Linked DNA regions of Homo sapiens: region 1 is linked to region 2. A link is a loop called in an ENCODE intact Hi-C map of the cell type or tissue named here. Cell type or tissue: heart right ventricle. All regions are shown on one strand. Links, peaks and the distances in the headings refer to the core of each region. The heading gives the core; the rest is flanking DNA. Region 1 has its middle 42 kb from the start of AVPR1A. Region 2 overlaps RXYLT1 (ribitol xylosyltransferase 1).

Region 1 (16,082 bases), core at 3,008-11,007, 690 kb before region 2:
AAACTAAAATATTTCACTCCCAAATATATTTTCTTGATTTATTTTGAAATGGCTGCTGCAGGGCCAGCAGATTGAGTTGGGAGGGTATTGCATCTGTAGAGAATCCTCATTAATGTAGCCAGACCTTCCCTTTCTAGGCATTTCCCAGCCCTAGGTGAGGTTAACTGAGTCTGGCACCTTTAAAGGTCTGAAGAGAGACATTTACCATCTATTCTCTGAGGACTGCTATCTATGAGGCTTCAGCCACATAACAAGGCCACCTTTGCTAGCCAGGCCACCTCCTTTTAAACCTCTCATTAAACCTGATTTACCAACATAACCTGTTCTTGGCCATGTTCTGAGCCCTCACTCTCTCTATAACCTCAAGATGGTATATAAGCTTCTGTACCTTATTGTCAGGTTGGGTCTTCCTTCTGAAGACTCCTGTGTATTGTGCCTTTGCAAGTTGATTTTTCAGTGAAACTTCAGAGGGCCAAGATTCCCCCTTGGCTCCCACACTGTAGTGATTAAGATAGTGAGATAACAGCAGGGGGATAGATATGGGGTAGATATATACATCATATCAAAGTACTCCCCAAGTTCTTATTGATTAGATATTAAGTAATAAGTTCAAAATTATTATATAACTTTATAGTAGAGAAGTTTGGCATACATCAAATTAACCAGGTATTAAAAGTTCACTGCGCCAGTAATGGGACAAATCAACGTCATGTGCCTCCTCATGTGCTGCACCGAGAAGGACACAGTATCACTTCAGCAGTGTTCTGGGGCCAAAAATGTAAAACCTCAAGTTGCTTATGAGTAAACCCCAGCCAAACTCAAAACAATGGACATTCTACAAAGCAACTGGCCTGTACTTTTCACAGGCATTGAGGTCATGAAAGACAAGACAGAAGAGCTGCTCCAGAGTGAAGAAGACCGAGGAGAGCAAAGACCACCACGAGGCCATCAAGCAGACAATCCAGAGACAAAACTCCTTTTCTGAGGAATTCAAGAGTAATTAGACTTCTCTATTATCTAAAGCTGACATCTGGTAGCAGGCTTCTTTCACCCCAAATGTATAAGTAATTAGAACTTCTATACATCTCTGGAATGCATGCATGTTGAAACTGACTGTGTGACCCTTGATGACATCAAGGCACCCAAATGTCTACAAATGTAATCACTTATCATGACTATGTGGCTAATATGGTTTAAATTACCCTTAACTCCCACTTTAAGGTCCATAAATACCCCTAAGGAAAAAATCCACCATGGTGCACTCAGTCCTCTCTTGCTGAGATGCCCGGCTGTACTCTTCTGTAGCATTCCATCTATCAAAACTTTCCTTTTCAAAACCATGCTGTTGTGGATAAATTATTCTTACTCCCTGTGAGTCAGTCACTTTCCATTGCTGAGGCTCTGACACCTCGCCTGACAGAGATGTGGAACTCTTTGCAGTATTCAATCCTGGACTACACCCTGGACCATGAGGGAGACAATTGGCAAAATCTAAATGGAGCATGTGGATTTGATAGTATTATATCAATGTTATTTTCCTGATTTTGATGGTTGTATTTGCCTGTGTAGAAGACCATCTCTATTTTTAGGAAATATATACTAAAGTATTGATGAATAATATTGCCTCATATTTGAAACTTACTCTGAAATGGTTCAGAGAAAAAAAATCACGCATACATAGGAAGAGAAAAGGGTGAGAGAGAGAAAGGGGGGTAAGAGAAAGAATAAAAATTATAAGGTAAATGTGATAAGATGTTAACGGCTATGGAATTTGGGTAAAGGATAGAGACAGAAATGCTTTGTATTTTTCTCTCAACTTTTCTGAAAGTTTGTTATTTTAAAATAAAAGGTTAAAAGAATATATCGAGAACTCTTACAAATAATAAGAAAAACATGAATGATACAACATAAAAATGGAGGTGAAACATGAACAAACATTCTGCACAAGAGGATATACGTGTGGCAAATAAAGCCACAATGACATTTTTGACATCATTGGCAATCCCAGTTAAGACCATAGTGAGGTACCATGTACCGTTTTGCATTTAACTGCCAAATGTTTTAAAATCTGAAAATACCAAGTGTTTGAAAGGCTTTGGTTTCAAATGATTTGTTATACATTTCTGAAAGGAGTGTAATTTGTTGCTGTCATTCTAAATGACATTTTGTCACTCTCTCAGAGTTGAACATTTGCATACTGGGTGTGACCTAGCAATTCCACCCCTAAGTACATACCTAGGAAAATCTCTCATATACACCTATACCTGGAGATATGCACAGCATACTCACAGCAGTGACACTTATAATAGGGAAAACCTAAATGCCCATTGGTGGAAGAGTGGCAAAAGAACTGTGGTACATTCACACCACAGAACATTGTAGAGCAGCTAAAACAAAGGAACTCTAAGATGGAAGAATTTTAACAATATAATAGAAAATGAAAAAGGAAGCCATTCCCCAATTACATACAGTATGACACCAGTTTTGAAAAGTGAAAACTAAAATACAAAAAAATTATGCATATATAGAGATTCATAAAACTGTACACAAAGAATGAAAGCTGAGAGTGGTCACATGGAATGTGTGGTTTTATTGCCACAGAGAACATTATGCCCTAAAGGTGAATTGATATTTCTAACTTTAGAAACTGAACATTTTTGATAATGTAATTAACAAGCTTTTTCCCCAGCTTTTATTCATCAAGTTTCTAATGTCTTAGAGTTCATTCTTATCCAGGATACCTCTTACACAGATTTGGCCTGTAGTTTTTTATAGTGAGCAAAATATGAAATTTTATACTTATACACTAAAATATATACTCCATGAAGACAGATATTTTGTGTTTCATGTTTACTATTGTATCTCCAAAATCTAGCACAGTACCTGGTATATAGAAGACAATCAATACATCATATCTACTAATCGATAATAATAATGAATGCAAATCTGTATTTGTCAATGTTAAAGGGCAACATTGCAGTAACATAACATTTCCAGTGGGTGGAGCCCACGTTGCATTTTGTAAAGTGAAAATTTTTGATGCATGCTTTCTTGTCCTTGGGAGAATTTTAGTTGGTTCTGTGGTACCTCTGTAATAAGTTTGGATTTTCTTTGAAGTGCACTAATTGTCACAGAACTGCAACCTTTTTCGTGTGGCATATTCGTGTTTAATGAACAACTTTCTAATATTTAAACCATTTGGTTCTTGAGTTAATATCAAGTAAACTGTTTTTCCTCTCCACACAATTCAATTAGGTTGCTAAGTTTATTGTACTTATTTCTAGGTAAAAAACTAAACATGTTAAAGAATGAGAAAAATCTGTTTAAAATAGAATGAGTCGTAAAAAGATGGTAAACAATGTAACATGAATGCCAACTATGATGATAATGTCTAAGGAAAAAAGAATCAAAGCAATTTTCCGTATTATTTCTATACCCAAAGGCCTGACATTGCTGTAAGCTCAGGGCATTTGTCTTACCTTATTTAATTTAGCTTCCTTTCTTGAGTCACTTGCAGAAAATCATCAGTTACATAGGGGATCATCCCCACATGGCTCTGTGCATCTGCTACCCTGGCCCATCTCTCATTCCTCCCTATTTTGGAAAATTTCCACCATGCTATCCGGAATTCAAAATCCACCATCTGCAAAATTCCCAGATCCTTTATTTCTTCTCTGAACACTGTTTGCTTTTTTGCTCAATGGAAACCTGGCTCTAGTGTGAGGAGCGTGCTGTCTTGCATGTAGCTTTTCTTCCCATACCCCTCTGACTACCAGGCCTTGGGGGCCAGTAGATGCCGGCCAGCCCCTCATCGCTGTCTCCAACAATTCTCCTCTCCACCTCTCTAACCCCCAGCTTTGAAGTCTTTGTCATCCAACGATTGCACAACCCCCCTTCCTACTGCAGTCATCTACTTCTAGTCTCTCCTCTTCATTTCTATAATGTTTTTAGATCCTGGCTCACTGTCAATTTCCCCCTAAAACTCCTGTGACAAGTTTTGGTTATTTCAGTATCCAGACAGATGATCATTTTGAAACATGGGCTCCAGGTTTCTTAACCTCCTCTCCTTTAGGGATCTTCCCCCCACCTTACCTCAGTCACTCATTCCCATGGTCACAACCCTTGCCTTTGTGTTTACCAACAACTACATCCCTACCTTAATCTCGGTTTCTAGCATATACATCCTTACCATTGCATTCTATCAAAATACTCTCAGATGCCCTGTCTTCACTTTCCCAACTCCACTGGACCTTCAGTCCATTGCTTTGGTCACCTTTTCTCCTTCTCTTGCTCTTCCTCATCACCTCACTTTACAGCCTTATATGGAAGGGATTCCATGCTTTCACATTGTTATAACTTTCTTGCATATTTATGTATGGCCTTGCTTTGTCCTTTATTACAGTGCCTGGGAAACCCCAACCCAGTTACATCTAACTCTCTGCCTATTCCATGCCTGCCTCCTTGCACCTGGATATGACTGGATAAAAACCTACAGCCATGACTACCAGGCCCATGTTAAATTTATGTTATCACTAACTCAAGTGGAATCTTTGGGCTACCTGGTAGTTCTGCTTCATCATACTGTCCGTTCATTCTCCCATTCTCTAGAAAAGTGTTTTTCAAATTGTGCATTTAAAAACTTAAATAGATTAAAGCTGAATAGAATTTAATAGGGTACACAGCATAAAATAAGGATAAACACTATTTCATGAAATGCTTGTTTCTTTTATATTTGTATGTACATTTATATACACACATCTGTGCCAGTTTGGGATATAAAACATGCTGTGAATTTAAAAAAAAGTTCTAGGCAATTTTTTCACATTTTCTTCCTTCTCCTTGAACTTCCATCCCTTTTTCATCTCTTCATTCTCATCTGATGATTCTGCTTCCTATTTTACTAAGAAAACAGGACTCAGAAGAGAGCTTCTGCACCTATCAGCCTATGCATGCCCATATTCTTCCCTCCTTGCTGTTACTCTCTGCATCTCTAAGCCCAGCCCTTCCACATGTCTCCTAGATCCACCCCATCATTTCTCAACTTCTAACTGAATCATCTAGTTACTAGTAATTATGAACCTCATGCAAGTTCTTTCTAATGCATCATTGATTTCACCCTCTCTTACTGTACCATTCTTCTTAATATCAGGCATTCTGCAGTAGCTCCCATGTTAAATACCAAATCCAAACAAAGCCTTTGGTGATTCCCCTCTAGCTACTGTGCCATTTCTATTTCTCTTTACAGGAATAGTCCTCTAAAGAGTTGTCTACACTTTCTGTTTCTGAGGATTCTCCTCTCATTTTCCTTTGCCCTTACTTCAATGGGCTTTTATCCCCACTATTCTACCAAAACATTTTAATCAAAGTTATCAGTGACATCCATTGTTCTTTAATTTCCTAAATTCAATGGGCTTTCCTCAAAGAGATCACTCTCTCCTCCTTGCAATACTTCCCCCACTTGACTTTCAGGCCACCAGGCTCTGCTTACCTTTTTTTTTTTTTTTTTTTGTTTGTTTGTTTGTTTCCTACTTTCCTACTTTCCTACTTCATAGGTCACTTCTTGTAAATGTTGGAGTGCTCATGTCAGACTTGGAGTGTCCAAGGTCTCACTCTTGAAGCTCTTGTCTTATTTATACTTATCCCTTGGTGCTTTCATTTAGTCTTATTGTGTTAAGTTCCATTTACATGACAATGATTCCCAAATTTATATAGCCCAGGCCTTTCTCCTGAAACCTTTTTGGCATCACGGACCAGTTTCTATGGAAGGCAGTTTTTCCACAGACTGGGGGTGGAGGGATGGTTTCAGGATTAAACTGTTCCACCTCAGATCATCAGGCATTAGATTCTCATAAGGAGCATGCAACCTAGATGCCCCGCATGCACAGTTCAAAACAGGGTTCACACTCCTATGAGAATCTAATGCTGCCACGGATCTGACAGTTGGTGGAGCTCAGGCAGTGATGCTCGCTCACCTAACCACCTCTCACCTCCTACCGTGCGGCCTGGTTCCTAACAGGACATAGACCAGTACTGGGTGTTGGGGACCCCTGTTGTAAGGGATAAAAAGAGTCAAGGTTTATGTTCTTAGGGGGCTTAAATATCTTTTAAGCAGTAGTATGACAGTAAAATAGACCAGAAGGCCAGACAAAATATATTTTACCTTCCTGAAAATGTTCATTTTTAAGAAGCATTGAAACAGTAAATAAAACCCTAATGCATAATAATTAGCAGATTCGTAAATACTCACATTCGCCAGATCAAAAAATTAATTTATCAATGTGAGAGAGCCCTGGCAAGGAAATCCATTTTTCCCTCCTACCCGACCTTTCCAGAAGTGTCTTTTTGCTTGCTGAAGGTCGGTCTGTCACCCTAGTCCCTTGATCACTTTCTGCAGTTTCCTCCGTGGTGTTGCTTCATCATTTATTCACTCATGTATCCATTTAGCAGACATTTATTGGATACCTACGTGTCGGGTAAGTCATTAAGACTGAGGAGAAGACAAGAAAAAGATACATTCCAAGGCAGCAAGGAGGTCATGGGTGAGATTTCCTTTATCTTGCATCTTTTTGTTGTGAGTGGCTTCTCTGCAGGTTCCAACCTGCTCACAGATCCTCCGTCTTGATTTTTCCTCTGGCCGTGGAACTACCAGTTCTCCTCCTTGCCCACCTCCAGCATTGTCCTACTTTTCTTCCCTTCTCATTCAGGCCCCTTTGAGGGTCCTCTTACTCTCACTGTGTCCCCCTTCTCACCTGCTTTCACTTATCAACTCTCGATTTGGCTTCAGTCCTATCATTCCACTAAATCCTCTGCCAATGTCAGCATCAAAAGCATTCATCTTGCCAAACCCGTTGCTTATTTTCCTGCCTTTATCTTTTTGGACTGTTCTGCTGCATTTTCTTTCTTCTTCACACTCTGTGCCTTTGGCATTTATGAACCTCTCCTCTCAGTCCCCTTCCCGGCTGTTGTTGGGTAACTTCTTCCTGCTTCTTTGGTCGTCTTCCTGAGCTGTTACTCCCTTGCGTCTCCTCTGTCGTTCTGAGCTTCTTCCTCAGTACATGCTCTCCTTAACAAATACCATTTGCTCTTATAGTCTTAGATTCCCATCCTGATTAATGGAGCCTGCTATTAATCAGGTTGTACGTAAAACTTCCTGCTGTGTATATCTGCTTCTATATCAACCTGTCTACTGGTTATATTGACTTGACGTATCCCAGGTATCTAAACTCCAAGTGTTGAAACTAGAACTCATTGTCTTCCCCATCCTATTAGAAACCTGCTCCTTCTCTATGATTTCATTACCTTCCTCTTTCTCCTTCTTCCGCACATTTCGTCAATCACCAAGCCACAATGATCCTCTGTATATTTATTTCTTGAATTGAGCCCTCCACCTTCATTGCTAGTACCATTGCTGTGGTTCAGGCCACTGTCATCCCTTGCTTACATCACTTAGAGCTTTTCAGTCTATGCTATACTATGTCACGCCTCCACGCCTTTAGCTGTATTCTTTGCCTGAAGTGCCCTTTCTTAAACTGGTAGGTTTCTTCATCCTTCAAGACTTTCTAGGAAGTCTTTCCTGAACTGTACAAGCTTTTCTTTTACTACATCGATTTAAAAAATAAAAAAAATATATTTATGTATCTTAAAAAACTCCCAGAAGATAGTAAATTCTGTGAGAATAGGGACCATGCTTTATTGGTTTTTGTTCTCCTGGTCCTTAACTCAGTGCCTGGCTATAGTAGGCTTTGAACCTAAATGCAATTAAGATTTTCCCATTTGGTTGCAATCTACAAGCTTTAGTACAGCACAAGATGCTTAGCCTTTTTCACTTATAAACAAACTGAGAGCTTCCTGCACATGGGCACTGTTCAAGAATGAGCCTACTGTATGCTGGGAACTGTGAGTGAATTACTATGGCCATAGTGTGGTGTGGGAGGAAAAAACTGGAGAAGTAATCCAGGCCAGATCATGAAGGGCTGTGAACACAACAGCATCGTCAGAAGGAATATTTGGTAGCAGAGTGAAAAAGGATGATGGGGGCAAGATTGGAAGCACAGAAGTCTTTTTGTAAAAATAAATTTGTTATGGAGATCACATTTCATTCTGATGTGTCCATTTGGGTTGTACTAACTTTTCAATAGTTTTTAATTGTTGCTTTAAAGTATTTACTGAATTGTATTGATTCATGTATTCATTCCGCAATCCTTAGTGACCATTACTGCCACGTATTATATATACAATATTTTGGGGGTCTCAGAATAATACATACTGTCCTTGGCCTCAAGAACTCATTGCCTAGTAGTAGCACTGGACACAGCAATAGAAAAATGTGATTCAGTATCAGTTCTACGGGAAGGGTGAGCACAGATTATGGAACATTAAATGGGAATGGCCTCTTAGATGGGAGCCTGGTGAGCCAGAGGAGGCCATCCAGAGCAGTGGTTCTGCGCTAAAATTTTGAAAGATAAGCAAGAATGAACCTCTTGAATAAGCTGGAGATCTGCCAGACTACTCCGGGCATGGGGAGCAGCTTGTGCAAAGACCCAGATGAGACAACTGAGTTTCTAGTGGCTGCAATTTATTGTGCTCGTGGAAGTAGGACCAGGGATGAGGTAAAGAGGTAAACAGGCATCTTATGTTAAAGCTTAATTTTTTTTTTTTTGAGACAGGGTCTTACTCTGTTGCTTAGGTTGGAGTGCAGTGGTGCAAACATGCACAGCTCACTCCAGCTTTGACCTCATGAATTCAAGTGATTTTTCTGCCTCAGCCTCCCTAGTAGCTGGGACTACAGGTATACACCACCACACTCGGCTAATTTTTGTATTTTTTGTAGAGATGGGGTTTTGCCATGTTGCCCAGGCTGGTCTCAAACTCCTGGGCTCAATTGATCCACCCACCTTGACCCCACAAAGTGCTGGAATTACAGGCATGAGTCACCGTGCCTAGGCAAAGCTTAAATTTTATCTTGCAGAGGATGTCATAGAAGAAAAATTCTGACCCACTTTCATTAATGGATTAGACAGAACAAGGTAATAGCTGTGCTACATAATTAAGAGACTGAAATGTAAACAATAAAACAAGACAATGACAAAATCACCACAGCTTTTTGGTAGAAATATTCTTAGAGAAGAAAAGTTAGTTGATATTTTTCTGGTCACCAATCCATATTTCTTAGTTTGGATCTGTTTCTGGCTCATACTCAAAAATGGAATCCAACAAATCCTGCCATTCCCTAGAGGACCAATAGTTCCTGTAATAACTATTCTCATGACATTTCCTGGATATGATACACTCTCTAGTCCCATATTTACAGATTTATAAGCCAATGTCTTTCTTCAGTGATTTTCTTGCATCCTCATGACATCATGCAATATGCCTCACAGCAAGGTAACAACTAGCCTGGTGGAAAAAGCAAAGGAGTCTCTAACGGGAACATTTCCTAACTGACACAGTATCTCCATCCATTACAACAGATTTGGTCAAAGCTTATTTTTTGTTCCAGAACAACTTGAGTTTCTCAGAATCCTGTATAATGTACCTCTAAACAAAATAATTACTCACCTAGCGAAAGTGGCCAGGATGTCTCTACTGGTTACATTCTTCCATGGGGCTGAGAGACGTAGCCCTATCAGAGAAGGAAGAGGAAAGAATATATTTTAGAATTTAACATCCTCAGTGTGATTTTATTTTCTGTACTAAGATTGTTATGAATTAGATCACGCTCTTTTCAGATGGAAAGAACATCTCTTCCTGAGTCATTGGTGGGTGTTTCCTGTAATTGACCTTTGGGACCGTGGAAGAAGCCAAACACCTTCCTTTGCCATAGGATAGAACATTGTATGTTTAGATTCTCTGAGTGGATTTTGTATATATTTCTGTCTGGATGACTTTTTAAAAACATACATTAATCTATCTTTATTGAGTACTATTACCTTGCAGTCACAAGCAGCCCAAAATGTAGAATATATGCTATTTAAAAGAACTTTTTAAAAAATTATACTTTAAGTTTTGGGATACATGTGCAGAACGTGCAGCTTTGTTACATAGGTACACACGTGCCATGGTGTTTTGCTGCACCCATCAACTCGTCATCTACATTAGGTATTTCTCCTAAGGCTATCCCTCCCCTAGACCCTCACCCCGTGACAGGCCCCTGTGTGATGCACCCTTCCCTGTGTCCATGTGTTCTCATTGTTCAGCTCCTAGTCATGAGTGAGAACATGCAGTGTTTGGTTTTCTGTTCCTGTGTTAGTTTGCTGAGAATGATGATTTCCAGCTTCATCCATGTCCCTGCAAAGGACATGAACTCATCCTTTTTTATGGTTGCATAGTATTGCATGGTGTATACGTGCCACATTTTCTTTATCCAGTCTATCATTGATGGGCATTTGGGTTGGTTCCAAGTCTTTGCTATTGTGAACAGTGCTGCAATAAACATATGTGTGCATGTGTCTTTATAGTAAAATGATTCATAATCCTTTGGGTATATACCCCATAATGGGATTGCTGGGTCAAATGGTGTTTCTGGTTCTAGATCCTTGAGGAATCGCCACACTGTCTTCCGCAATGGTGTAACTAATTTACACTCGCACCAACAGTGTAAAAGCAGGAAGATAATTCTTTTTTATTCAATTTTTAAAAATATTATTATGCCTACACATAAGCTGTCACATTTTCCTTAGTATGTTCATTATACTTTGGCCCATGGAAACCAATCAGTAAATGAATAATAGATAATTGAAAGCATTTTTAAAAGTCATCTTTATCTCTCAGAACAGCTTTAGATTTACAGAAAAAAATTGTGATGATAGTATAGAGTCCCCACATTTTCCCCTCATTCAGTTTTCTCTATTATTAACATCTTAGTATGGTACATTTGTTACAATTAATCAATGCTGTCACATTATTATTAATTAAAGTCCATAGTTTATTCAGATTTCCTTAGTTTTTACCGAACAACCATGTTAGTTATTTATTTTTACATTGACATGTAACAGATGTACATAGTTCTCAGGGCATATGTGACAATTTACGATGTTCATAAAATGTGTAAACATTAAATCAATGTACTTTAAATAAATATCATCTTAAATATTTTTCTTTTCTTTAGAACCATTTGAATTATTCTAACTACTTTGAAACAATACCTAGATTATTGTAAGCCATAGGCACCTTACGGATCTGATACTAGGTCTTATTTCTTCTATCAAACCATATATTTGTACCGATTCATCAACTTTTCTTCATACCACTCTTTCCACTACCCTTCTCAGGGTAATGTCCATTTTCTATTCTAGGATCCCTTCCTAGATACCTCATTACATTTAGTTTTCATGTCTCCTTAGGCTCCTGGTGGTGACAGTTTCTCAGTCCTGTCTTATTTTGGATGACTTTAATGTTTTGAGGTGTCTCAGTCAAGCATTTTGTAGGATGCTCCTCTATTGGAATTTGTCTGATGTTTCTCTCATGGTTAGAATGGGGTTAAGGGTTTTGAAAAAAAAACCACAGAGGTAAAGTACATTCTCATCATATCATATTCGAGGGTACATACTATCAAGATGCTTTATCACTGTTGCTGTTCTCCTTAATCCCCTGGCTCAGGTAGTGTTTGCTAGCTTTCTCCACTGTAAAGTTACGTTTTCTCCCCTCTCCACTAGCACTCTTTGGAAGTGAGTCACTCCGCACAGCCCACGCTGAAGAGGTGGGGATTTACGCTCCTTATCCTTAGGGAAGATTTGTTTCTTCTCCCCCATCTAGTTATTTATTAAGTAGTTTATTTATTTTTGTATTGACTTATGGAAATTTAATTTCTAGTTGGGCTTAATTTGTTGCTAAAGTTGTTTCAACATTGGCCATAGTGAACTCTCTCAGTTGGCTCCTGTGTCCATTTGATTCCTAAACTTGTATGTTCCTGTCTATGCAGGGTTGTTTTTTTTCTTTCTGTTGAGTACTTCCTAAGTTTCTAGCCCCATAAGAGGCTCCAAGCTCATTTTATGTAATTCCCACCTGAGTTCTAGAATGAGACATTTCTTCAAGGCACCCTGATTTCTTTACCTGGAGAACAGTACTAGAAAACAAGACCTTCATGTTCATTGTGCTTGTTGTTACCTTGGTATTATTGCTTTTAGACCTTCTCAACTGAAAGAGCAAGGAGATACATGTTTGTATACTAACCCATGTACATACAGGTATCCATACACATTTCCATATGTAAACATTTATATTAAGTTAAACATGAGCTCATACAGATGTGTCTAACTGTTCAATTACCTCATAGATCACTGTAGCCTTCTGGCCATGCTTATCTGTAAATTCCCACTCCAACAGTGAGAAATCGTCACCTACCCTCCATCACCTAATTGTTCGGTTTTAGTATGCACGTATAGGGGTGTCTGAATTGTTAGCCCATACCTTATGGGAAATACTTTTATCAACTATTGTACAGTGCACATGTGCAGTTCTAAAAAGAATGGCTTCCATCTCATTCAGCACCCTTTCTGGCTACCTTCTTCATGGAGGATGTTTCATACATTTCTGATATAGTCAGATTCTCTTGTTACAGTCTGTATTCCTTCCTGAATCTTCCAACTTGCTAAATGATTATTTTTAATTTGCATGCATTAAAGTTCAGTCTTTCTTCTGTAAAGTTCTATAGGGTTTGACAAATGAATAATGTCATATACTCACCATGAAAAACCCCATGCTTTACCTATTTAAATGTTCTATTGAACATTCCATCCCCAAACTGCAGAATATACACTTTTCTTATCTGCATATGGAAAATTCTCCAAAATCAACCATATGCTTGTTCATGGCAAGTCTCAATAAATTCAAAAAAATCAAAATCATATCAAGTATTTGCTTGCACCACAGTGGAATAAAATTAGGAACTCTCAAAACCACACATGCACATGGGAAGTAAACAAATTGCTCTTGAATGACTTTTGGGTAAACAACAAAGTTAACGCAGAAATGAAAAAGTCTTTTTTAAATGAATGAAAATAGAGACACAATATACAAAAACCTCAGGAATACAGCAAAAGTGATGCTAAGAAGAAAGTTTATAGAGTTAAATGCCTACATCAGAAAACTAGAAAGATCTCAAATTAACAATCTGACATGGCACCTCAAGGAACTAGAAAAACAAGAGCAAACTAAACCCAAAGCTAGTAGAGGAAAAGAAATATCAAATATCAGAGCAGAACTAAATGAAATTGAGGCAAAAAATATTGTACAAAGAACGAACAAAATGAAAAGTTTATTTCTTGAAATGACAAAATTGATAGAAGTCTACCTAGAATACTCAAGAAAAAAGAAACAAAAGATTCAAATTATTACAATAAAAATAATAAAGATGACATTACAATTGATGCCACAGAAATGCAAAGATCATCAGAGATGACTATAACCATCTCCATGCACACAAACTAGAAAACTAGAGGAAAGGGATAAATTACTGAAAACACAACTGTGAAAGATTGAACCAAGAAGAAATTCCGAACAGACCAATAATAAGAAATGAAATCAAATCAGTAATAAAAAATCTACGAAGAAAAAAACAGCCCAAGACCAGACAGATTCACAGCCAAATTTTATCAGATGTACCGAGAAGAACTGTTATCAATCTTACTAAAATTATTCCAAAAACTTGAGGAGGAGGGATTCCTCCCTAACTCATTCCACAAAATCACTATCATCCTCATACCAGAAACTGGCAAGGACACAACAACAACAAAAAAGGGAAATTAGAGGGTGATATCTCAGATGAACTTAGATACAAAAATCTTCAACAAAATATTAGCAAACTGAATTCGACAGCACATCAAAAAGATAATACCTTTGGGAGTCCAAGGCGGGTGGATCACCTGAGGTTGGGAGTTCAAGACCAGCCTGACCAACATGGAGAAACCCTGTCTCTACTAAAAATACAAAATTAGCAGGGCATGGTGGCGCATGCCTATAATCCCAGCTACTAGGGAGGCTGAGGCAGGAGAATCACTTGAACCTGGGAGGCAGACGTTGCAGTGAGCTGAGATTGTGCCATTGCACTCCAGCCTGGGAAACAAGAGTGAAACCCTGTCTCAAAAAAAAAAAAAAAAAAAAAAAAAAAAAAAGATAATTTATCATGATCAAGTCAGTTTTATTCTGGGGATGCAAAGATGATTCAACATATGCAATAAATGAAAATCACCATATAAACAATAACAAAAACATAATCATCTCAATAGATGCAGAAAAAGCACTTGATAAAGTTGAACATCCCTTCATGATAAAAAAAAATGTCAAACATCAAAGGAACACACTTCAAAATAGTAAGAGTCATGTATGACAAATCCATAGCCAACATCATACTGAATTGGGAAAAGTTGAAAGTATTCCTCCTAAGAACTGGAAGAAGACCAGGATATCCACTCTCACCCCTTCTATTCAACATGCTACTGGAAGTCCTAGCCAGAGCAATCAGGCAAGAAAAAGAAATAAAAAGCATCCAAATTGTAAAATAGGAAGCCAAATTATCTCTGCTGATGACATGATCTTGTACTTGGAAAACCCTAAAGATTACTCCAGAAGGCTACTAGACTTGATAAATGACTTAAGTTTTAGAATACAAAATTAATGTACAAAAATTGGTTGCATTTCTATACATCAACAACATTCTAGATGAAAACCAAATCAAAAACTTAATCTCATTTACAATAGCCACAAATAAAAATAAAGGAATACATATAACTTAGGAATACATTTAACCAAGGAGGCGAAAGACCTCTACAAGGAGAATTACATAACACTGATGAAAAAAGTCAGAGATGACACAAAGAAATGGAAAAATATCCCATGCATATAGATTGGAAGAATCAATATCATTAAAATGGCCATACTGCCCAAAGCAATCTATAGATTCAATGCAATTCCTATCAAATTACCAATGTAATTTTTCACAGAATTAGAAAAACCCTAAAATTAATAGGCAACCAATAAAAAACATGAATAACCAAAAACAATTCTAAGCAAACAGAACAAAGCCAGAGGCATCACATTACCTGCCTTTAAAGTATACTACAAAGCTATAGTAACCAAAACAGCATGGTACTGATACAAAAATAGACACATAGTTCAATGGAATAGAATAGAGAACCCAGAAACAAAGTCATGTGCCTGCAACCAACTGATCTTCAACAAAGTTGAGAAAAATAAACAATGGAGAAAGTACCACATATTCAATAAATGGTGCTGGAAAAATTGGATAGCCACATGAATAATGAAAGTGGACCCCTGTGTAGGGTAAAACTCTCTCAAACCATGTTTTTTTCTCTGCTCTCATGCCAGAACAATCAACACAGAAGATTTCTGTGACCAAATGTGTGTGGGTTTTCACACACACCCAAGCAGTGGACACCAGCTGGTTGTCCTCTAATTCGATTCCAACACTATCTACCTGGAGATAGTGTCAGATCCCAAAGGTTGAGGGCTCAGTCCTCAAAACTGTCTTCCCAACCTCCAGACACAAGGCACAAGTCTGGGCCTCTGGAACTTCTGACTGACTGGCTTCAAGCTGGGGTTTCTATGACCCCCTCCTTGGGCTTGGTTAATTTTCTGGAATGGCTCACAGAACTCAGGGAAACACTTAACATTTGTCGATTTGTTATAAAGGATATTGCAAGGGGTACATATGAAGAGATGTGGATGTGTATGGCAAGCTATGGAAGGAGAATGGAGCTTCCATGCTCTCCTTGGGCTCCACCCTCCAGGATCCTCCATGTGTTCAGCTACCTGGAAGCTCTCTGAACCCAGTTCTCTTAGGTTTTTTTGGAAGCTTTATGACACCTGCATGTCTTCCCCTCAGAGTACAGGGCGGGATCCTCTCTGGGGAGGGTCTTGAGACCCACAATCACAGCGGTAGGGGAAGAGCAAAGTCCTGCCTTGGGGCAAGTGAAAGGAGGGCAGGAGAAGGTCAGAGGCCTGCCCCAAGGTGTTGCAGTCTAACGCACCCAGCATTATAACAAAAGACTGTAATACGGGCTATGGGAGCTATGAGTCAGGAACCATGGCTAAAACCTATGTTTCGCCATATACAAAAATTAACT
Region 2 (15,165 bases), core at 6,641-14,640:
GTGTATTGATGACTAATCAGGGTGGTGGTTGCTGAAGGCTGGGGTGGCTGTGACAATTTCTTAAAATAAGACAACAATGAAGTTTGCCACATCAGTTGACTCTTCCTTCACAAAAGTTTTCTCTGTAGCACATGATGCTATTTGGTGGCATTTTTACCCATAGAACTTCTTTCAAAATTGGAGTCAATCCTAGGCCGGATGCAGTGGCTCATGCCTGTAATCCCAGTACTTTGGGAGGCTGAGGTAGCTGGATCACTTGAGGTCAGGAGTTCGAGACCAACCTGGCTATCATCGTGAAACCCCGTCTCTACTAAAGATACAAAAATTGGCTGCAAGTGGCAGCACACACCTGTAATCCCAGCTACTTGGGAGGCTGAGGCAAAAGAATCCTTGAACCTGGGAGTCAGAGGATGCAGTGAGGTAAGATCATGCCACTGCCCTCCAACCCCGGGCGACAGAATGAGTCAAAGAAAAAAAAAAATTGGAGCCAGTCCTCTCAAACCCTACTGCTGCTTTATCAACTACATTTTTGGAATATTCTGAATCCTTTATTGTCACTTCACCAATGTTCACAACATTGTATCTTCACCAGAAGTAGATTCCATCTCAGGAAACCACTTTCTCTGCTCATTCATAAAAAGCAACTCCTCATCTGTTGAAGTTTTATCATGAGATTGAAGCAATTCAGTCACACCTTCAGGTTCCACTTCTAATTCTACTTTTCTTTCCATTTCTACCACATCTTCAGTGACTTCCTCCACTTAAATCTCGAACCCCTCAAAGTCATCCATGAGGGTTTAAATCAGCTTCTTCCAAATTCCTTTTAATGTTGATGTTTTGACCTCGTCCCATGAATCATGAATGTTCATGGTATCTAGAATAATGAATCATCTCCAGAAGGTTTTCATTTACTTTGCCCAGATCCATCAGAGGAACCACTGTCTGTGGCAGCTATAGCCTTATGAAAAGTATTTCTTTTGTTGTTGTTGTTTGTTGTTTTTTTTTTGAGACAGAGTCTTGTTCTGTCATCCAGGCTGGAGGGCAGTAGCGTAATCTCAGCTTCCTGCAACTTGCGCCCCTGGGTTCAAGTGATTCTCGTGCTTCAACATCCCAAGTAGCTGGGACTATGGGCATACGCCACCACACCCAGCTAATTTTTGTATTTTTAGTGGAGATGGGGTTTCACCATGTTGGCCAGGTCTCCTGTCTCGGACTCCTGTCCCCAAGTGATCCACCCGCTTCAGCCTCCCAAAGTGCTAGGATTACGGGCGTGAGCCATCGTGTCTGGCCAAAAAGTATTTCTTAAATAAGACTTGAAAGTCAAAATTACTCCTTGATCCATGGGCTGCAGAATAGATATTTTGTTAGCAGGTATGAGGACATGAATCTCCTGTACATCTCCATCAGATCTCTTGGGTGACCAGGTGCATTGTCAATGAGCAGTAATATTTTGAAAGGAATCCTTTTTTCTGAGCAGTACTTCTCAATAGTAAGCTTAAAATATTCAGTAAACCATGCTGTGAACAGATGTTGCTGTCATCTAGGCTTTTTTCCATTTATAGGGCACAGGCAGAGTAGATTTAGGATAGTTTTAAAGGTCCTAGGATTTTCAGAATGATAAATGAGCATTGGCTTCAACTTAAAGTCACCCAGCTACATTTAGTCCCTGATAAGAGAATCAGCCTGTCCTTTGAAGCTTTGAAGCCAGGCATTGACTTCTCTCTAGCTATGAAAGTCCTAGATGTCATCTTCTGCTGATATAAAGCTGTTTCATCTGCATTGAAAATCTGTTGTCTAGTGTAGCCACCTTCATCAATGATCTTAGCTAAATCTTCTGGATAACTTGATGCAGCTTCTACATTAGTACTTGCTGCTTCACCTTGCATTTTTATGTTATGGAGATGGCTTCTTTCCTTAAACCTCATGAATCAACCTCTGGCAACGTCAGACTTTTCTCCTGCAGCTTCCTCACCTTTCTCAACCTTCATAGAATTGAAAAGAGTGGAGGCCTTGCTCTGGATTAGGCTTTGGCTTAAGGGAATGTTGTGGCTGGTTTGATCCTCTATCCAGACTATTAAACCTTTCTCCATATGAGCAATAAGACTATTTCACCTTCACATCATTCATGTTGTTCACTGGAGTAGCACTTTTCATTTCCTTCAAGAACTTTTCCTTTGCATTCCCACCTTGACTGTTTGGCATAAGAGGCCTAGCTTTTAGCTTGCCTCAGCTTTTGACATGCCTTCCTCACTAAGCTTAACTATTTCTAGCTTTTGGTTGCAAGCTTCTCCAACCCACCTTATTTTATTGTTGTTGTTCTGTTTTGTTTTGTCTTAGGCTTTTAGCAGCCTGAAGCCATGGCTTTTAGTTTCTGTCTTTAGTAATAAGCAGAAAAGAGGGATAAGGAAGGGGTTTTACTGGCCCAACCAGAAACAGAAACTAAGAATCCATGCCTATATTCTCTCCCTTGGACACTCCTGAAAGTGAGAGACTTGCGACTCTTCCTTTCACCTAGAGGGCATTCATTATAGGGTTATTAATTATAGGGAACACTTAGAGGGCATTATAGGGTTAATAATTGGCCTAATAGTGTTGTGTCTCAGGGAATAGGGAGGCCCAAGGAGATGGGGAGAAATGGGGGAATACTGGTTGGTGGAGCAGTTAGACCACACACATAGCATTTATCTATTAAGTTTGCCATCAGATCTTGTGAGACTTATTCACTATCATGAGAACAGTACAAGAAAGACCTGCCCCCATGATTCAATTACTTCCCACCGGGCACCTCCCACAACATGTGGGAATTGTGGGAGCTACAGTTCAAGATGAGATTTGGGTGGGGACACAGCCAAACCATATCACCATCTCATAGTGAGCACATGCTGTTGGAAAATGGTACCAATAGAATTGCTTGACTGGGGATCACCACAAACTTTCAATTTGTAAAAAACTCTTTATTTGCAAAGTACAATAAAGTGAAGCACAATAAAATGAGGTGTGCTGGTATTATGGCCAAAGAGTAATACCGTTTCCTCTTAGGATTTAAGAGAACTATATTCAAGAAAGGTCACCATTGTATGAGATTTTTTTTAAACAGCTTATTAAAGTGTTAGGTTCATGAAAAGTAGCGTACATAATTTATCCAAAATTAATAAACTTTTATGCAATTGTAAGTCTTCAGTTGAAACAACTACATGGGTACTAACTTAAGTGTTTCCACACATTCACCATCCTTGTTTGACCAAAAGTGAATCAGAAGTAACGGCTCACCTTGAAGATATTGGAAGAATTTGTAAGTACTGTTAAGATACTTGTTGAAAATAAGTGTAAATATACTTTGTTTAAATAAACAAACGAGCTTATATCATTTAATTGTAGCCTCGAGACAATTCTAAGACAGAAGTAGAAAGGATATCATCAGTGTTGCAGGGCTCATCAGGCTCAGGAATGCTGATTTTCATCAACACATAGGCCCAAAGAATGAATTCCAGCATACCAAATAAATGATATAGAATGGAAAGAGAGCTGTCAGTCAGGCCATGTGTTTGTATTGGTTTGACTGACACATTCTTTCCATACAGGCAGGCTACAATTGATAACCAATTATTTGAGGGTTGATTACATAATGGAACCATATTATGGGATTTAATTATATGTAGTGCTTTTAACTCTGTTTCAGAAAGAAAGACAGAAATATGACTCCTTTTTCACCACTGAATCGGTAACATCATCCATAGGCTGTGCTCAGAATATGAATGCATGAATACATACAGGGCAAACTGAACTTCTGGATGAGCCTGATGAAGCCCTGTCACCTCTGGGCAGTGTAGCATGTGACTCAGTTATTGAGAGTACAGACTCTGGAGCCAGACTATCTTTGTTCAAATTCTTTTATTTTTTTCAGACAGAGTCTTGCTCTGTCACCCAGGCTGGAGTGCAGTGGCGCAATCTCGGCTCACTGCAACCTCCACCTCCCGGGTTCAAACGATTCTCCTGCCTCAGCCTCCTGAGTAGCTGGGATTACAGGCGCCCATCACCATGCCCAACTAACTGACCTCATGATCCACCTGCCTTGGCCTCCAAAAGTGCTGGGATTACACGTGTGAGCCACCACACCTGGCCTAGTTCAAATTCTTGTTCTATTACTTTGCTGTCTGACCTTGGGCAAGTTTCTTAACCTCTCTGTTTCAGTTTCCTCACATTTAAGGCAAGTAGTAGTTCATATTTCACAGGATTATTCCAAAGATTAAATGTGTTAATAAATTACAGGGCTTAGAATAGTATCTAACACACAGTAATCACTATAGAAGTCTTGTTGCTCTTTTATTTTAGTGTTCCTTAACTAAGTACTGCAACATCTTCCTACAAGCAGTTCTCCTTTTTCTGTTTCCATTACTGTCTCTTACCCCTCCGTCATGTACCTGCCCACAAATGCCTTATTGATACATTCTTTATATTAATATGTTCAATTAAGTTTTAAGCTAGCCTGAGACCCATTCTGTCTCTTGAAGGAACTTTGCCTACCACTACTCATAGCCATCATATGTTGATTTATAGTTTAATCTCATAGGACAATTTTATTTTTAATTTCTTAAGAGGAACCTTGATTCTGCTCATCGTGACTTTTGCTCATCCCCCAAAGACTGCCTTCAGAATCCTATCATTTCTATGTATAGTCATTACCACAGGCTATATAAATGTCTACCCATTTGGTAAAACAAAAGGTAGATCATAAATTATTAATTGTTATCAAGATTCGATTATAACATCTTCAGTGAGCATCTGCTACTTATGAAAGAGTTGAACTTATTTCCAAAGATCATGATAGAATAAAACATGTCAGATGGCATTTTTAGAATTTCCAGACTACTTTTGTAAGAAGTTAGCTCACTATGAATGAAAGCATTTATAGATAACGTTAATGGTTACTGACATGACATTTATTTAGGTCAAATGCTGGAGCATAAATCAATGGAGATCCCAAATAAAATTTTCATTGGTAAACAAAGACAAAACAGTATTTCAAAATGCCACATTTATTCTTTTAATGTTAAAATATCCTTTAAAAAATAGTAGTGATAGTGATGGCCCATGCTTATAAAGAGCTTACTATGCGCCAAACAGTTCTATACACTTAATAACTTTTAGTTTGTTTAATCCTTACCACAACCCTATGAAGTATCATTGTTTACATTTTGCAAGTTAGGAAACTAAGACAAAAGAGATTAAATAACTTCCCCACAACTGCAAACTAGTAATTATAACAAATAACATCTAACATTTACATAGCTCTTACTATGTGTGAGACACTATTCTCAGTGCTCACAAGCATCCATGAGGCAGGTACTGTGCTTACCTCGTTTGAGCACTGAAAGGCTAAGTACCTGGCCTAAGGTTACATACTTCTAATTAGTGGGTAAAGCCAAAAGTCAAGCACTACACTCTTGACTAAGGGACTATTTTGAGTAAGAGGCAGTCAGGGGATTTTTATTTTTAATGTCTTAAGAAGTTGGTGATTCTGTATTGGTCCCTAAAGATCATTTTCAGTTTTTTGTAGTAAATGGAATCTTGAAATCTAAGAACTGATGAGCTAAGCAGTGTCCTAGAGTAGCAACTCTGAGTTCACACCTTATCCAGTGTAATATTAGAAACCTTGTTTTAAAAATGCACTATTTTGATATATTTTTGGTTTGACAGAAGACAGCTGCTGAAACTCTTTCTCTCTCATCACTCCTGTTCAGCCGATGTCTCACCCAAGCCCATGTAGTCAACATAAAGAAATGAGAAATTGCCAGCTCTTGGCTCTTATGCCTCTTCAAAGATTAATGAGCATTCAGGCTGCTTAGAAGGCATCCAGCTGTGGGTGAGATGGGCTTCCAGCCTGGCAGAGTAAACACTGAGGCCCGCAGTCTTGTCCCAGCTCTGCTGCTGGCGTGCTATGAGATTTCCCAGCCATCTGGGGTCTTATTGTCTTATTTTAAAATGGAAAGAATCCTGAGTCAACAGCAACATATGAAGTGGTTGCTGTGTTCCAGGGGCTTTTACAGATATTAGCTCAGTGAATTTTAATCCTCAGAACCACCCTGTGCAGCTGGTGGTATTACTCCCATTTTGCAATGAAAACCTTGATGTTCTGAGAGATTAAATGACTAGTAAAGATGGGATTGAACCATGGTCCTCCCTTTAACATGATAGATTAGTCCACATCATCTACAAGTCACCTCCAATATTAAGTATATTCAATTCTATAATTTCATGTTGAATTCTTTTTAAGAGATGGGGGTCTTGCTATGTTGCCCAGACTGGAGTGTGGTGACTGTTCACAGACAAGATCATAGCATACTACAGCCTCTAACTCCTGGGCTCAAGAGATCCTCCTGCCCCAGCCTTCTGAGTAGCTGGGAATATAGGTATGCAACACTGGCCCAGCATCATTCTGAATTCTTAAATGGGGTCATTTTTAGAAATTCTTATCTATGCTTTGGGTCTAGACTTTTTTTCCTAATCTGCTACAACCCAGTTATAACCTCATCTTGACTTTTAAATGTTTTTAGATTTTAATATCCTCTTTATAGTAATTTAATTACAATTTTGCCATAATCTCTGTTAACTATGATTTAACTTTTGCACATCTAATGTGCCCAATTCTTGATTATCTTTTAATGTTTTTAATTTTTTTAATCGTGTGATTTTTCAGGGTTATGTTTACTACTTAGTGAATTTTAGGCACAGGGTGCACAGTGCATGTATACACTTGAAGGGTTCTCTGATGCTTTTGCTTACACAAACTAAATTAATAGCCCCCCTTCTGCTATACTCATAATTATGAAAAAAAGAGTGAAGTGCTGCAATAAAAGCATACCTGATGCATGAAATTATAATAGAAGCAAATAAAAAAGAAAACTTTTTCTCCCCTAAATTAATATATAATATTTCTACAATAGAAATTCATCTCTTGGTGATACATTTAGGAGATTTTATATACTTAGGAAACTAAAATTGCCTTTAGCTACAGGTAAGCTGCCTAAATAGTAGTAGAAATGGAGAGAAGTGGGGTGAAAAACAAATATTTATGACCAAAAGGAATAAAAACTTAGCTGTCTTTGAAAAGATAAATTTGATTCACATAGGATAGTATTATATTATTTTCTCTTCAGAACACAATTTGTCATAGAATGGATCATAGTCTGAATGAACACTGAATAATTTTTTTAGGTTAATCGCCCTTACCTAAAAAGAACTTTGGGATACATAAAAATTAGAACATCAAGTAAACAACTTCTTACAATACTGAAGCCTACTTAATAAGAGAAATGCCGTTGCTTGAATCAGCCATCGGCTGATGACTCATCTCTTAAAGTAGGCCTCAACTACCGAGCAAAGAGATCCTTGCTTGGAGGGTTATGTATAATATAAGAGAAAGGAGGTTGCCATCTTGTAGCCTTTAAGTGATAACTTTTCGTGTTACTGGTACACTCCAGTAGGATTCTCTGGGGCCAGCTAAATCCACCTGGCATGAATTTCAAAATGCCCCATCATAAGGTAGTCTATTCACAGTTGGAGGTCTAGCCCTTACTCCCATTTCCTCTCTCTATTGATGTGTAGCTGTTGTAGGACACTCAGATCTCTATTATAGTCCACTGTGGTCTGTTCATTACCCAAGGAAATGGTTTCTCCACAGTTCTTGTTCTCAGTTTCTTACTAAGTTGTCAGTCACATTGCTTAAAACTTTGACCACCAAAATATCATTGCTCCCTAGCTTTGGAAAATGTATTTATAATTCTTCAAAAATTAAAATATTAAATAAATTGAGAGATCCATTAATTCATTTCTACCAAATAATTGTTGAGCACCTCCTAATGTTTAATTTCTCCTTTCCTCCTTCCTAGTCTACGGAAATGGGCATTAGTGTCTCCTTGCAAACTCAGACAAACTAATAGCTGAAGGGGGTAGTGGATTTATTTGTAAAGTTATTAATTTATGTACTGCTTGGAGCAACAAAAGTAATATCTTATTCCTAAAGGGCCTTTTGACCGGGCATGGTGGCTCACTCCCATAATCCCAGCACTTTGGGAGGCCAAGGCAGCAGGATCACTTGAGCCTAGGAGTTTGAGGTCAGCCTGGGCAACATAGTGAAACCCCATGATTTTTCATTTAAAAAAAAAATTAAAAATAAAACAGAGGGCCGTTCCATAGTTTTCATTGTAGCAGAATAAATAAATATCTAATTTGTCAGCAAAATATGTGAAAGCAAGATCTTATGATAACCTCACCTGGGAAGTAAGAAATATATGTATTTTGGTATGTTAATGTATGGGTGACAGAACAAGCTGCAGAGGAGACTAATAATTTATTTTTAAAATATCAAAATATAGGCTGGGCATGGTAGCTCCCGCCTGTAATCCCAGCACTTTGGGAGGCCAAAGCAGGCAGATCGTTTTGAGCTCAGGAGTTTGAGACCAGCCTAGGCAGCATGGCGAAACTGTATCTCTACAAAAAACACAAAAATTAGCACCTGTCGTCCCAGGTACTTGCGGGGCTGAGGTGGAAGGATAGCTTGAGCCTGGGAGGTCAAGGCTGCAAGTGAGCTGTGATCACGTGACTGCATTCCTGCCTGGGCGACAGTGAGACCCTGTGTCAAAAAAAAAGAAGAAGAAGAAGAAGAAGAAGAAGGGCCAGGCATAGTGGCTCACACCTGGAATCCCAGCAGTTTGGGAGGCTGAAGTAGGAGGATTGCTTCAGCCCAGGAATTCAAGACCAGCCTAGGAAATATGGTGAAACCCTGTCTCTACAAAAAACAGAAAAACTTTGTGCGTGGCAGCACAAACCTGTAGTCCCAGCTACTAGGGAGGATCACCTGAGCCTGCGAGGTCAAGGCTGCAGTGAGCCTAGATCACACCACTGCACTCCAGCCGGTGACAGAGCAAGACCCTGTCTCAAAAAAAAAAAAAAAAAAGTATTAAAATATAAAAGTTGGGCTATTTCTGTGTTTATAACACCTTTCCTTAATGAGAGGTGAATTTATAGGCTGTGTCTTCAAAATGTATAATAATTGAACCCAATATTAAATATAATACCAGACTCATTTCTCCTCTATTTGAGCATTTATCTCTATGAACTTTAATCTATAGCCATTTAAACTGCTAATATTTAAATATACCCAAATTATTTCCTGTAAAATTATGGGAAATTATTGTTTTTTAATATTTTAATTTTTTAACTTGTTCTTTTTGAAATAATTTTAGACTTAACAAAAATATTGCAAAAATGGTACCAAAAAAATCCATTACACCTTTCATCCAGATTCCTCAAATGCTAACATCTTACATAATTACCGTATAATTATTTTTTTCAGGAAAATAACATTGATACAAAACTGTTATCTAATTTACAGATACACACATTCCCACTACTGTCCATTTTCTGGCCCAGTTTCCAATCCAGAATCACACGGTGTGCTTGGTTTCATATCTCTTTGGCTTCAGCCAGTCTGTGACAGTTTCTCAGTCTTTGTTGACCTTGTGACTTATGAAGAGTACTGCCCATGTATTTTGTAGAACGTCCTTTAGTTTGGGTTTGTCTGATGTTTCCTTACAGTTCAGTTCAGGTTATGTATTTTGGTTCCGAATACCTCAGAAACAACATCGTGTCATCCTCAGTGTGTCATATTTGTTCCCGTTACTGATTATGTTAACTTTGATCACTTGGCTAAGGTGCAGTCTGCCTAGTTTGTTCACTGTAAAGTTACTGTTTTTTTCCATTGTGATATTTACTAGGAGATTCTCTGGGACCATGTAGATAACCTGTTTTTCAATATGATTACAAGGTCCCACAGTATCTCCCTTTCACCCACAAATGTTAGCATCCATATAAATACCCAAAGACAAATAAAGAGATAAATGCCATTCATTGAATCAGTCATCAGCTGATTATTCATCTCTTAAATTAGGCCTCATCTTCAGAGCAAGGAGTAAAATGTTTAGTAGTCTTAAACGTTTTGATTTTAAGAAACAAAAGTAAAAGGAGCACATCATTTGAATATGATGAATTATTTTGGAACAAAGAATTAAATTGTTTGTTATATGCAAATAAATACATAAAAAACAACCAAGAAAACCTCATAAAAATCCCCAGAATCACTGGATAAAAATTTAAAAATAAAGAAAGTGCAATCCCAATAAGACTTTAATGTTGACCATTCATTAGGAAAAAAGCCTACTGCAATAGTCCTGTCGATAAAAAAAAGAAGAAATTGAGAAAATAAAAAAGCCAACTATTAGAAGAATTTAGGGCCTAAAGAAAATTATATTTCTTTTTCTTTTTCTTTTTTTTTTTTTTTTTTGTGACAGAGTCTTGCTCTGTCATCCAGGCTGGAGAGCAGTGGCACGATCTTGGCTCACTGCAACCTCCACCTCCTAGGTTCAAGCAATTCTCCTGCCTCAGCCTCCCAAGTAGCTGGGATTACAGGCACCTGCCACCATGCCCAGCTAATTTTTGTATTTTTAGTAGAAATGGGGTTTCACCATGTTGGCCAGGCTGGTCTCGAACTCCTGACCTCAGGTGATCCACCTGCCTCAGCCTCCCAAAGTGCTGGGATTACAGGCGTGAGCCACCATGCCCAGCCTCATAAATTATTTTCATACCATATAGAAAGCATAATGATAAGAATATGCATACTCTACCATGTTTATTGTTATGGAAATACAGAAGAAAGGCAATTAACTCAATCTAAGTAGAGTTAGGGGTGTGGGGCCTATCAACAAATGTTTTCTAAAGGAGGTGATAGCTGAGCAGTCTTTAAAATGAGTAGAAGTTAGCAAGGCAGAAAAAAGATTATATTCCCAGCAGAAGTGACATCAGAGGTTCATAAGTGATAAACTTGGGTTTATGCATGGAATTGCAAACCAATCAATATTCCTAGAGCATGAAGAAAAGGTAAGGTAGCTGAGATGGGGAGGATTGAGCAAGGGCCAGATCATGGTGGGCCTTGTATGTACCACATTAAGGCTCTTGGACTTTATTCTAGGGTAGTGAAAAGCAATTGAGGATGATTAAGCAGGATAGTGGTATTGTCATGTGTTTATGTGTGTAGATTTCTTTAGCAGCCATGGGGGAAAGTGATTTGAAGGAGACAGCTGGGTGCAGGCAGACCAAGTAGGAGATTGGAAGTATCCCACAGAGATAAAACTAATGGATGAAATAGGGAAGTGGTAGTGGGTCAGAGCCAGGGACAAATTTGAGAAATATTTAGGAGCAAAATGGTCGGAATTTAGGGATTAATTAGATGGGAAGATGAGAGAGGGAAACAAATCTGAGAAGTCCCTAGTTTCTAGTTTGCATGAGTAGGTAGCTAATGTGACACAAAAATAGAAAATACAGAAATAGCAAATCTGTCCACTCTTCTCTAGCCCACCACCCAACATCTACCTATCTCCTCTTTCTCAGCAGACAACCCTGCCTCCTCTTTCATCAGGAAAATTGAGGACATCATAATTATCTCTCTTAACTAGCTGCTGTAACATGTACCTACTCTCTGTCTGGTCCCTCACCCATCCTTATCTCTTTCCAAGCTCTCAAACATTGAGTGATCTTTCCTGGCTCAAGGTTAAAGCCCACCACCTGTGCATCCCACCTGCTTCTAGGACCTTGTTCCATGCATTACTTCCTTGCTTTCCTTTATTCTCCACTTCATTCATTATTGCTTTATCACCTTCTCTTCAAAACTTTCAGAATCCTTGTCTATACTCACTGTAATCACTTCCTTACTTCTCAACCCATTGCAGTTTGACTAACAAACTTTCCAACACACATATGTACATACATACATACAACCCAGGTATCTGAATCAAATGAAATTTTTTGGGCCCTTAAAGTTTCTTCTTTTAGATCTGTGGTTCCTTGACGGAGGCACTGTGGGACATCACCAAATATTTTAAATATTTATGGGAAACACTGATACTTGATATCTTTCAGGCCCTATGCAAACTGCAAGTTCAAAGCAGTACAGTTTCAACATTAGATTACCCTGCATTTATTTGAACAATATCAGGACTTTGTGAAGCTGGGTTTTCCATGGTTGCCGTGATAAAATGCACGCACTGCACAAAAATGAGTGTGGAACAGGAAATGACACTGACAGTGTCCACTGATTCCAAGGTTTGAGAAGTTCTATAGTGCTCAACAGGTGCACACATGCTATTAAATATTTGTGATTAGTTAAGAATGAAATAGGAATATGAGTTTTTCTTTCAGTGTCTGTGTATTTTTTTAAGTCACTTTTAAGCTGTTAGGACATAGATACTTATTAGGTTGTTTAGACCTAATGACTTTAAAAATTGAACTGTTAAGCATTTCTTTTAGCTTGGGAGACACTGAAAAATTTACAGGAACACTAAAGGTGCTAAGAATCTCTGACCTACACCTTGGCTTCGCAGTATTGACCCCATGGCTTTCACCATTACCAAAACACAGGGAGTTGTGGACATCCAAGACCAAGACAGTATAAATGTGCCCTTGAATGAATCATACTTCATTTTGTTAATTTGTGTGGATCACTAAAATTAGAAAGATATTCCTTTCACATGAAAGTTACATTTGAGAATAGCTTCATATATTTTATTTTAATACATTGACTAAAACCTACTTTGTTTTTCTTTTCTTTTCTTTTTTTTTTTTTTTTTTTTTTGAGACAACGTTTCATTGTTACCCAGGCTGAAGTGCAGTGGCGTGATCTCAGCTCACTGCAGCCTTGACTTCCTGGGCTCAAGTGATCCTCCTGCCTCAGCCTGCTGAGTAGCTGCACCACCATGCCCAGCTAATTTTTGTATTTTTTGTAGAGATGGGTTTTCACCATATTGTGTAGGCTGGTCTCGAACTCCTGGACTCAAGCGATCCGCCTACCTCAGTCAACTAAAGTGCTGGGATTACAGGCATGAGCCACCACACCCAGCTGTATGGCACTCTGAAATTGTTTGGGCACATGATATATATGGACTTAATGTCAAATAACCAAATTTGAGTCTGATCTGTACCATTTCCTATCTAGTGTCAGCTAGCTTTATGCAAGTCATAGAACCTCTCTCAAGATTTCCTTTTTTTTCCTTCATAAAATTGGCCTAACATGGGGAAGGAGGACTGGAAGACTTTCTCATGCTCTTAAGAATTATACCTGCTTATATTTCTAAAAGAGAAATACAAAGTATTCGTATGCTACCAATAATAAATATTTTAAACATACCATAATTATCATCATCATTGCTAGTTTTTCTAGCCCCTCAGATTCTGCATATTGTCTTAAATTACTAGGTTATCACTGAATCATTAGTCATTGCCAGTGCTAGATACTGTCCAAGGCAAACATAGTCCTCAAAACATAGTCCTGGTCCCTGTATGTTATATAATTTTAGAATAATGTCATATAAATCATATGGTACATGCACACATAGTAAAATATATTTTTACGTTTTGTGCTTTAACTAATATCTGTTTAGTATTTGTTAACCATGGAGTTATGGAAAAACTTAAGCTCTGAAGTGAGACAGAACTTTGTTGAGAACTCGTCATTGCCATTACAAGCTGACAGCTAAAGTGCAATTTCACAAATGCCAATGAGAGAATAATGAACTCCTCAGAGTTGTTGGGGGGGTTAATGATGACCCATGCAAAGTGCTTATGTATCATGTATATAAAAGGCGTTGAACAAATGTTTTTATCCCCAGCAGTAAGAAGCAATGAAAGTAGGCTTTGGGTATATTTGTGCTGAAAATTAGATTCTATCAGGATATAAAGAAATGGTTTAAGCAAGTTGTAAAGAATCTAGGATAAGAGTGACTAATTTTAAGATGAATTAAATGGTACTTGTTCTATTTAATACATACTAGTGAAAATATTTCAATGGTACTGGTTGTTCTAGGCAGCACTTAATATGAAAAAAATGAGTTATGATACATGTCTATTCCTTTAATGAAAACTTTTTAAAAATACAGTTAAAAAGAGAGTAGGCTGAGCACAGTGGCTCATACCTGTAATCCCAGCACGTTGGAAGGCCAAGGCAGGTGAATCACTTGAGGTCAGGAGTTCAAGACCAGCCTGGCCAACATGGCAAAAACCCTGTCTCTACTAAAAATACAAAAATTAGTTGGGCATGGTGGCACGCACCTGCAGTCCCAGCTACTCAGGAGCTGAGGCACAAGAATTGCTTGAACCCAGGAGGCAGAGGCTGCTGTGAGCTGAGATCATGCCACAGCACTCCAGCCTGAGCAACAGACTGAGACTCTGTCTCAAAAAAAAAAAAAATGGTAATACAACACATTCCCATTTACTCACCATTCAAAACTAACAAATTTCAGCTCTCTGTCATATTTGCTTCAGATATTTAATTTTCCTGTTAAAAAAATTAAATACTTTCAATAAGGGTAAAGCTCCCTTTGTACTGTTTTCTAGTCCCTTTCATCTTCCTTCCTCCTCAGATACAATTGCTATCATAAATTTGATGTGGATCCTCCCATTCAAATTTTTATATTTATACTGATCCTAAATATATATGTGTAAATAATTTTTATGACTGTACTTTCAAGTTTATGTATATTTTGTGAGTGTCCTAATCCTTGCTTTTTTTAACATTATATTTTTGAGATATAACATTCATGGAATGTTTATAATGCCATTCTTCGTTTCTTAATTTGTCAGCACTTTCTCATCCATTGAGTCAGATGAAGAGTGTAATAGCAGCTCACACCATAAAAGGGTTGAGAACTACTGACTTTAAATGCCTTTCTGGTTTGAACTAAACCATTATTTTACAGAGTTCCATGCTATTCAATTATATTTCTTTGCTTAAGAGTTTAAATTCTAGCCAGCATTTATTTTCAGTGTGGTTAAAACAACAACAGAAAAAAAGGTCAGGCATGGTGGTTCATGCCTGTAATCCCAGTACTTTGGGAGACTGAGGTAGGTGGATTGCTTCAGCCAAGGAGTTCAAGACCAGCATGGGCAACATGGTGAAACCCCATCTCTACAAAAAAATACGAAAAATTACCTGTGTGTAGTGGTGCACACCCGTAGTCCCAGCTACTCGGGAGGCTGAGGTGGGAGGATCACCTGAGCCAGGGAAGTTGAGGCTGCAGTGAGCCAAGATTGCACCACTGCACTCCAGCCTGGGCCACA

Evidence for each region. A loop is a pair of places that touch in the nucleus more often than their neighbours do. Peaks named below come from ENCODE experiments on the same cell type or tissue, not always from the same donor. Only the 100,000 strongest peaks of a DNase experiment are listed, where the experiment ranks them.
Region 1: it touches region 2 in a loop (6-fold over the local background); 64 of 110 quality-filtered maps call a loop at or near these places.

The regions. Positions count from the first base shown.
Region 1 is chr12:63,100,733-63,116,814 of GRCh38, forward strand. No RefSeq gene overlaps it. Among named protein-coding and RNA genes, the nearest start is that of AVPR1A, 42 kb to the right of the region's middle. In heart right ventricle, for the core only: a CTCF peak has its summit at 3,188; no DNase peak of the experiment used is centred there.
Region 2 is chr12:63,786,640-63,801,804 of GRCh38, forward strand. The region is part of intron 3 of RXYLT1 (ribitol xylosyltransferase 1); the gene reads left to right. Among named protein-coding and RNA genes, the nearest start is that of RXYLT1, 14 kb to the left of the region's middle. In heart right ventricle, for the core only: no CTCF peak of the experiment used is centred there; no DNase peak of the experiment used is centred there.